Linked DNA regions of Homo sapiens: region 1 is linked to region 2. The links are chromatin loops, found by intact Hi-C in ENCODE. Cell type or tissue: PC-9. All regions are shown on one strand. Each heading gives the region's core, and the rest is flanking DNA. Links, peaks and the distances in the headings are about the cores only.

Region 1 (4,254 bases), core at 740-3,239, 240 kb after region 2:
CACACCTGCTATGTAACAAGCATTAATCTAAGTGCATGATGCAGGTAATCCACTTAATATATTGATTGACCTGTTGTTTGAATGCAGACAAGAAGGCTCAAGAAGTGAAAGGGAGTTTGAAGGTGCCCCGGAGAGAGGACTAACTGAGCCCGCAGGTCCCTGGGGAGGATTTGGAGCAATTGGTCTTTGATAGCAGAAGGGACTTGTTTTCCCCTGAAGCATCAGGGAAGGAGGAGGAGAAGATGACTAAAGTGGGGCTGCATCTGTAGGTTTAGTGGGGATGGCTTCCATCTTCTCTGTGAAATATAAGGCATGATCATCACCCGGAAGGGAAGGAACAGGGGACATTTCCAATGGGAGGGTCAAGGAAAGCAGAGGTAAACCATAACCACTCACTCATGACAGCAATGTAGTTATAGATCTGATTTTCTTTCAGCAACTATGCTGGCATTAAACTTACAGCAAGGTGTGCCCTCTGAGACTGAGTTTTCTCAGTGTGGAATGCTTAGCTTCTGAGAAGCTTAGATGAAAGCTCCTACGTAATGGCTGGGGGTGCTGCCCAACATTCAGTAGAGCCCCAGGAAGTTTCTGTTGAATGAATGAATGAAGTAGCTGTGTTTTTCTCCCCCCTTTTCCACTTTCTGCTCCCACCTCCAAGCAAATTAGTGTATGCGTCCTTTCAAATTTGGTCAAATACCTAAAACAATGTGAGCAAATCCTGGTAGAGTGAGCTTCAGCAAGTGCATGTCCTCTAACCAAAATTAAGAAACGTGCCACCAACATGGCACATGTATACATATGTAACAAACCTGCACATTGTGCACATGTACCCTAAAACTTAAAGTATAATAATAATAAAAAAAAAAAAAAAGAAAAGAAACGTGCCACCTAGCTCCCCAGGCAAGTAACCCTGTCCAGCCCAGCCCAAGGTCCCTGAGGGGGTCTGTCCTTTCTTTAGCTCTTAGCTAGTCCACAGCCATCCAGGCCGTTTCCTCTTTGTCTTGGCTTGGAGTTGAATGGACGTAGCCCTCCCTTCGGTTGGAGGTGTAAGCTGCAGTAATGTTGCCTTCCTGAGGTCTCTTCAGCCTCTGACCCCTGACAAGCAGGTAGAATGAACTTCTTTAGAGAATTATATGCACCTTGGAATCTTCATAATGAGTTCCCGACTAACCAATCAGAAAAGAAAATGCAGCTTGGGAAGTGAGGGTGAAGGGAATGGGAATGTCTCCTCAAGGATTTTCTCCCTGGGCCTAAAGTATTTACATTCAGATTTGCATATAATTTGCATATAATTTGTCTGGCTACAAAGCCTTTCTGTTGTTCAGATAATGTGTAAGCTGCAGTTTATTTCTACTGTGTCCTTCTCTGCCCCTGTCTTTCCTTACCTCATCTACTCAAATGTGTGGTAGAAATGTCAGGACTGTCAGGGACCAGTTTGGTGTTTGGGACAAGGGTAGGCTCTGGGTCACATTCTTTCTGTGTTAGCAATGCTGCATGATATTATGCATTTTATTGTTGCAAAACATTTTGGACAGCAAAAGAAACCAGAACGGGGCTGCCTGGAGTAGGGTTGGAAGCAATAAGTAGAGGAGTGAACTTGGCTCAATTAGAAAGGGGAGTAAGTCAGATAAACCAAAAAAAAAGGTGAAGTCTGGGAAAATTAATTAATAACCCTTGCTAACATTTTATTTAAAATGCTTACAGCATACCAGACATCGTTTTCAGCACTTTCAATGTATTATGTGTTTAATCATCATAACAGCCTTGGGAGGTGTGTAACAATTGTTACCTCCTTTTTATAGATGAGTAAACTGAAGCACACAGTGTAAGTAACTTGTCTAAGATTGTGCAGCTAGAAAATAGACAATCAGGATTTGAACTCGATCTTCAGAACCTGGAACTGTGCTTTAAACTAGTCTAGTGTGCTGTGTACAGAACAAGAAGGCATAGTTACAGAAGTGAGAGCGAGTGCCAGCTCTTAACTTTAGGCTGCAGGGATCAGATGCTCAGGCCAGTAAAGGGTTAGGGACAAAGTATCTGGATATCCATGGGGTGGAGAGGTGAAAAGAGGGTTTAGAGGCTGCGCCTACAGCACGAATGAGCTGTAGCTCTGCCGTCACCTCCTTCTGGCTTGGTCTGAAGCCACCCTTGTTTGCTCTTTCTCTTGGCTCTTGGGTTAGAGTTGACAGAGGACTCGCTTCAGGGTAAAAACTGGCCTCAGCCGGTGGCAGTGGCCTGGTGGCTGAACTTAAGCCTGCTGATGTGGATAAGCAGGAATACTTGGTCAGTGGCCAGGACTAAGAGGTCGGCAGGACAAACAATGGCAAGGATGAGTCACTGCTTTATAGTCAAACACAGAGGATCTGTCTTATCAGGGCCCGAGTGACCCACAGGAGAATGCTGCTTGCCGGAGAGAAGAGATGCTGCTTGGAATCTTTCCACAATGGGAAAAGGGAACAGAGGAGTCGCTGCTCCGTGGAAGCCTGGAAATTACTTGGTTTCTCTGTTTAGTCAAACTCTTCGTTTTCAGCATTGATCTGAAATGTAACTTTTCCCCTGGTTTTGATTCATTTTTAAAAAACATTGTATTTTGTTTATGGCGATGATGTTGACTGTTCCGGGATGAAAAGGAGCCAACAGCAGCTGGGAAGTGAAGGGGGATGTAGCTGAGAACAAACCTTGCAGGAGTGAAGGGGAGAAAAATAATTATGAAAGATGGCGTAGAGGCCGGTTAGTATTGGCTGAGACAGTGTGAGAAACTTCCTTGTGCTGGGGCAGTGTTGTCGAGGAGAGAGTGTTGTCATCTGAATTAATTTGCATGACAATAGGCTGAACCCTTATTATGCATAGGGATGCTAATGGGCACCAGCCACAGTGCATTTCCATGGGAAAAGCCTCTTCCTTTGAGGAGACAACCTCTTCCTCCTCCCCTTCCCCACCTCCCCTCCCCCTTCCTCCTCTCCCGACCTCTCCTCCTCCCCTCCTCTCTGTTCTCCCCTCCTCCCCTCCTCCTTTTCCATTTTTCTTCCCTCTTTTCCCTCTTCTCCCCCTCCTCCTTCTCACAGTGGAAGCCCCAGCCCCTCTCCTAGTGGAATATACCCTTGGGGTGGCCACTCTTAATGGGAAGGAGAAGGTTCTATGAGGTGGAAGGAATGAATGCTTTCCAAAACCTCTCCAGACCTCTTACGAAATGACCAAGGAGGAGGTGTGAGTGCGTGTAGTATAATCGAAAACAAATGGATCCCAAATATTGCCAACCTAGTTGTCATTGGAGATGTTGGGGGAGAAGCCACCGTGTGGGAGCAGGTGGGGCAGAAGATACCGAGGTTTAGGGTGAGAGTAGGGCCCAGGAAAAAGGGCAGAGACAGCCTTTATTCAAGGACTTTGAAAATGTGTTCGGTGCAAGCCGTTCTCTTGTAGTGTTTCCATTGCACGCCCTTGAAGAAAGACTTAAAACTTGGCACAGTGGGGCTGCTCTATCTCACTTCCAACACCACCACACTTGGGGAGGCCGGAGAATTCAAGGGCAGAGTCTGGATCCAGATTATCTGGGTTCAAATCCCATCTCTGCTGTTTACCAACTATCTGATACTGACTTTTTGACTTAACTTTTTGTTGCCCTAGTTTCTCCACAGGTAAAATTGAGATATTAGTGCCTTTTCCCCATCAGGCTGTTGTTTGGTTGAGACAAGGCATGCGAAGTGCCTAGAACATACCTGGCATGTTGTAGATACTCAAGGAATGTTAGCTATTACCATCTTCCTTTCTTCTCTAGATAGTTCTCCTTCCACTCCGTTGTCTCTTGTTCCTTTAGAAGATCTCTTCAAGTGTTAGGTGACTGATGGCTCTGACTAATCCCCCAAAGCCCTACATGCCTCTATCCCTGTTCCCCCTGCCCCCACCCCCCACCCCCCCATACAACCACCCTGCTGGTGGCAAAAGAAGTGAAGACCAGGCTTCGTGGGACTGGACCGCTCATGATCACATTGTGTCCTTGGGAAGGGTCTGTCCCTGCTTTGTCACACGGGAAGATAAAAGGTCAGCTGATGAACCTGATTGTACTGTGGGTGCTGGGAGTTCTCAGCAGCTTATCTATAAAATGCCTCATGGTATAAAGTGTTCTCTTTTGTCCAGAACAAGATTTGATTGTCAGAGATGAAATAACTGCCTCTTAAGTGATTTTGACTTGCTTAGCTTTGCCTCACGGTGTCACTGAGGAGGAGAGATAAAGACATCTCATTAATGGGGCTGCTG
Region 2 (4,254 bases), core at 1,047-3,546:
GGGAGAGGGAGGTATGCATTAATATATGTAGCTCTCAGAGCACAGGACCTGAGTCATACATCCAGCTCATGTGTTAGCTATTGCTAGTGTTACTATCTCCCTGATAAACATTCCCCTAACCTTCCCCAGGTAGAAGTAATCACCCTTACTCCTGGGGAAGCACTTCCTACATATCTTTTATAGAATGGGTCCTGATATGGTTTGGTTGTGTCCTCACCCAAATCTCATCTTGAATTGTAGTTCCTGTGGGAGGGACCCGGTGGGAAGTGATTGCATCTTGGGGGCGATTTCCCCCATGCTGTTCTCATGCTAGTGAGTGAGTTATCACAAGATCTGATGGTTTTATAAGCCTATGGCATTTCCCCTGCTGGCTCTCATTCTCTCTCCTGCCACCCTGTGAAGAGGTGCTTTCTGCCATGATTGTAAGTTTCCTGAGGCCTCCCCAGCCATATGGAACTGTGAGTCAATTAAACCTGTTTTCTTCATAAATTACCCAGTCTCGAGTATTTCTTCATAGCAGCATGAGAACAGACTAATACAGGTCCCATGGAATTCCAAATAGTGACACAGTTAAGAGTCAAATTGTAGGGTTAGGCAGGTCTGAGTTTAATTCTGACTCCTTTGCTCTTGCCCTTGTGATCTAAGTCTGTTTCTTCACTTATAAAGTGAAGACAATGAGAGCAACACCCACTGCCCCAGGTTGTGAGGCCCAGGGCTGTTCTTACTTCTCACTGGCATTCTGTACCTAGGTCAGAATCTGAAAGAACATTTGTTGAACTATTGAGTTGACTCAGTCAAGTGTTCCTCCCTCCTTCAGTAGACAAATCCTCCATTGAATAAAACCCCATCATGTTATAGCTCACTCCATGGAGGTTCCTGGCTAGCCTATCTGGATTGCGGTGGGCCTTGAAGGCTTTCTTGGCTGGCAATAATTGCTTTAATGACCGACGGCCTTAGTAGACATCTACAGGTTTCGGCCTCTGTTTTCGTGGTAAGAAGGCTCAGGGCCAGGCATGGTGGCTCACGCCTGTAATCCCAGTACTTTGGGAGGCTGAGGCAGGTGGATCGTCTGAGCTCAGGAGTTCAAGACCAGCCTGGGCAACATAACAAACCCCATCTCTACTAAAAAAATTACAAAAATTAGCCTGGCCTTGGTGGCACATGCCTGTAGTCCAAGCTACTTGGGAGGCTGAGGTGGGAGGATCGCTTGAGTCCGGGAGACTGGGGTTACAGTGAGCTGAGATTGTTCCATTGAACTCCAGCCTGGGCAACAGAGTGAGAGTCTGTCTCAAAAAAAAAAAAAAAAAAAAAAAAAGAAAAAAAGAAAAAAAGAGAAGGCTCTTGTATTTATTTCTGATTCTTATTGGAGTCGTTTAAGGAGGACCATTGAGAAGACCTCTCCCATAAAAGCCAAAATGCCAGCTCTTCTGTGCAATCCTGTGCGTATGGTCTTGCTCTCAGTGCAGTCCCAAGCAGAAACCCACTGGACTTGGAATTGGAAATCTGAGCTGAGTATTGGCTTTGTCCATGTGGTAGACAGAATAATGGTCCCCAAAGATACCCATGTCCTGCTCCCTGGAATCCATGAACATGTAATCAAGTTAAGTTTCTTGAGACAGGGAGATAATTCTTGGTTAAGCCCAGGGTAATTTCAACAGTCCCTTTAAGAGAGAGGCAGGAGAGTCAGAGATTTGTAGATGCTGTAGTCCTGGCTTTGAAGATGGTGGAAGGGGCCATGAGGCCAGGAATGCAGGTGGCCTTTAGAAAAAGCTGGAAAAGGCAGGGACACGGATCGTCCTCTAGAGCCTATGTAAGAGTACAGCCCTGCTGATGCCTTGATTTTGACTCACTGAGACCGATTTTGAAATTCTAATCTCCAGAATTGAAGATAATAGGTTTGTCCTGATTTAAGCTGCTAAGTTTATGGCCATTTGTTGCAGCAGTAAGAGGAAACTCATCCGGACCCAAACAGCTAGCCACTGTAGACTTTCTTTTCACCTCTCTGGTCTTCTGTTCTTCAGTGATACGAAGAGAGAGGATGAGGACAACTGCAAAGGGTACATTCTAGCTGAGTCATCGTACAATCAGGGCTGCGGTTTACATAATGCCCACAGGTGCCAGGCCAGATGGGGTGAGTGGGGGTTGAAATCCATCCCCAGGGGTTACGATACTAGACTTGTGGCCTCACACGGGGCTGCAGCTTCCAGGCAGATATGGTGTTTCCTGCTGTCTCTCCACTCCCCCTGCAGGAAGGCACCTCTACTCACCCATCCTGCACCCACAGAGCCATACATGCCAAAGGTGGGCATGGGGGCTCTGGCACATCCTTTCATTGTTTTCTCCCCGACTGCCAGGAGTGCAGAGCGGCCAGAGGCCCTGGAGGGGGAAAACAGGCTACAGTGAGAAGTGCCGCAGAATGACAAATTCTAGGCCTGCAGTACAGATGCTGAATTAGCCTCAAATTTTGCTTAGGCCAAGCCCTAAGTCATGGTAAGCCATCTCTCACTGAGAGGAGCTATGCCCCATATTATAAACCAGTGGTTCTCAAGTGGGGGTGATTTTGTCCCCCTACTCCCATCCAGCGGTTGTTTGCATGTCTGGAGACATTTTTGGTTGTCCCAGCTAGGGGCAAGTGTCCTACCGGCATCTGGTAGGTAAAGGACAGGGATGCCATTAAAAATCCTACAGTGGCCAGGTGTGGCGGCTCAGGCCTGTAATCCCACGACTTTGGGAGGCTGTGGCAGGTGGATCACTTGAGCCCAGGAGTTCAAAATCAGTCTGGGCAACGTGGCGAGACCCCATCTCCACGAAAAATACAAAAAAATTAGCCGGGTGTGGTGGCATGCACCTGTAGTCCCTGCTACTTGGGAGGTTGAGGTGGGAGGATGGCTTGAGCCTGGGAGGTTGAGGCTGCAGTGAACTCTGATCACACCACTGCACTCCAGCCTGGGTGACAGAGTGAGACCCTGTCTCAAAAAAAAAAAAAAAAAGCAACTTAGAATGCACAAGGCAAGCCCCCACAACTGTCTGGATCCAGCCTTCAAAGTTGGTAGTGCTAAGGTTGAGAAATTGTGTCTTAAACCTCTGCTGCAGCATTGAACCAAGTCCGAACCCTAATCCCCCCACCTTCTCCCCAACACTTTATTTACCAAAAGGTAAGGGGGGATCTGTTATTTTTTCCAAGTACGTTTCTCCCTGTATCTTATCAATAACCACCAAGTTCAGCACACCCTTGATTAGTCACTTCCATTAACAGTGTTTATTTTGGGGTTTGTGTTTATTTTTGAAACGTGGTCTCCTTTTTCCTCCTCACTTCCTTACACACTTAGGGGGATGGGGCCAGCTTTCTAGTATAATCTAGTTCACACTTTCCTTGCTCATCTATAAACTGACTAGGCCAACCCTTGAGAACATCTCTTCTCCTTCCTTTCCTTCATAGGAAGCTGTCCACAGCTCTGAAGCAGACCATTGTCATCTTCTTCCTTATGCTTTAAAATCCTTTTTAGGATTTTAAAATATCCTAAATAATATAGCAGCAACTCCGTTGACCAACTGACTCGTGACAAAGCAGCGACTTTATTCCTAGCTTTCCACGTTCCATGAAACAAAGACATTTCAGTGGTTCTCGCCACTGAACCAGAGACAAGGAGATTTTTGGACTTGTGGGTCTCCCTCTCCCACTTCTCTCCACCCCTCCCCTTCTCACTGCAGGAGTGAGAACTGCAGAGTCTCGGAACTACATTTAAGCGTTTCTGACTCATCAAATAACTGATCCCTGTTCCTCTCCACCCACCAAATGGTTCTTAGCTCTCCCTCCCTGGCCAGAGGAATTTAAAGGCTTATGGTTGAGTAACTGGGAGTTACAGAGAATCTCCGCGCATGTTTCAAAGATTTTCATCTTTCTTTCTTTTTTTTTTTTTTTTTTTTGAGACAGACTCTCACTCTGTCACCCAGGCTGGAGTGCAGTGGTGCGATCTCGGCTCAATGCAACCTCTGCCTCCCAGGCTCAAGTGATTCTCCTGCCTCAGCCCCCTGAGTAGCTGGGATTACGGATGCCGACCACCATGCCTGGCTAATTTTTGTATTTTTGGTAGAGACAGGGTTTCACCGTGTTGGCCAGGCTGGTCTCAAACTCCTGACCTCAAGTGATCCACCTGCCTCTGCCTTCCAAAGTGCTGGGATTACAGGCATGAGCCACCATGCTGGGCCAGATCTTCATCTTTGATTGGACACCATCCATCCCTCTGCCTCCTC

What was found. Hi-C counts contacts between places; a loop is a spot of excess contacts. Peaks named below come from ENCODE experiments on the same cell type or tissue, not always from the same donor. Only the 100,000 strongest peaks of a DNase experiment are listed, where the experiment ranks them.
Region 1: it touches region 2 in a loop (2.5-fold over the local background); 2 of 110 quality-filtered maps call a loop at or near these places.

Annotation. Positions count from the first base shown.
Region 1 is chr17:72,149,769-72,154,022 of GRCh38, reverse strand. No RefSeq gene overlaps it. Among named protein-coding and RNA genes, the nearest start is that of SOX9, 31 kb to the right of the region's middle. In PC-9, for the core only: no CTCF peak of the experiment used is centred there; DNase peaks (open chromatin) are centred at 1,482 and 2,262; H3K4me3 peaks cover 1,036 bases; H3K27ac peaks cover 1,971 bases.
Region 2 is chr17:72,387,199-72,391,452 of GRCh38, reverse strand. No RefSeq gene overlaps it. Among named protein-coding and RNA genes, the nearest start is that of LINC02003, 47 kb to the right of the region's middle. RefSeq lists an enhancer at 3,796-4,254. In PC-9, for the core only: a CTCF peak has its summit at 2,304; a DNase peak (open chromatin) is centred at 2,112; H3K27ac peaks cover 2,500 bases.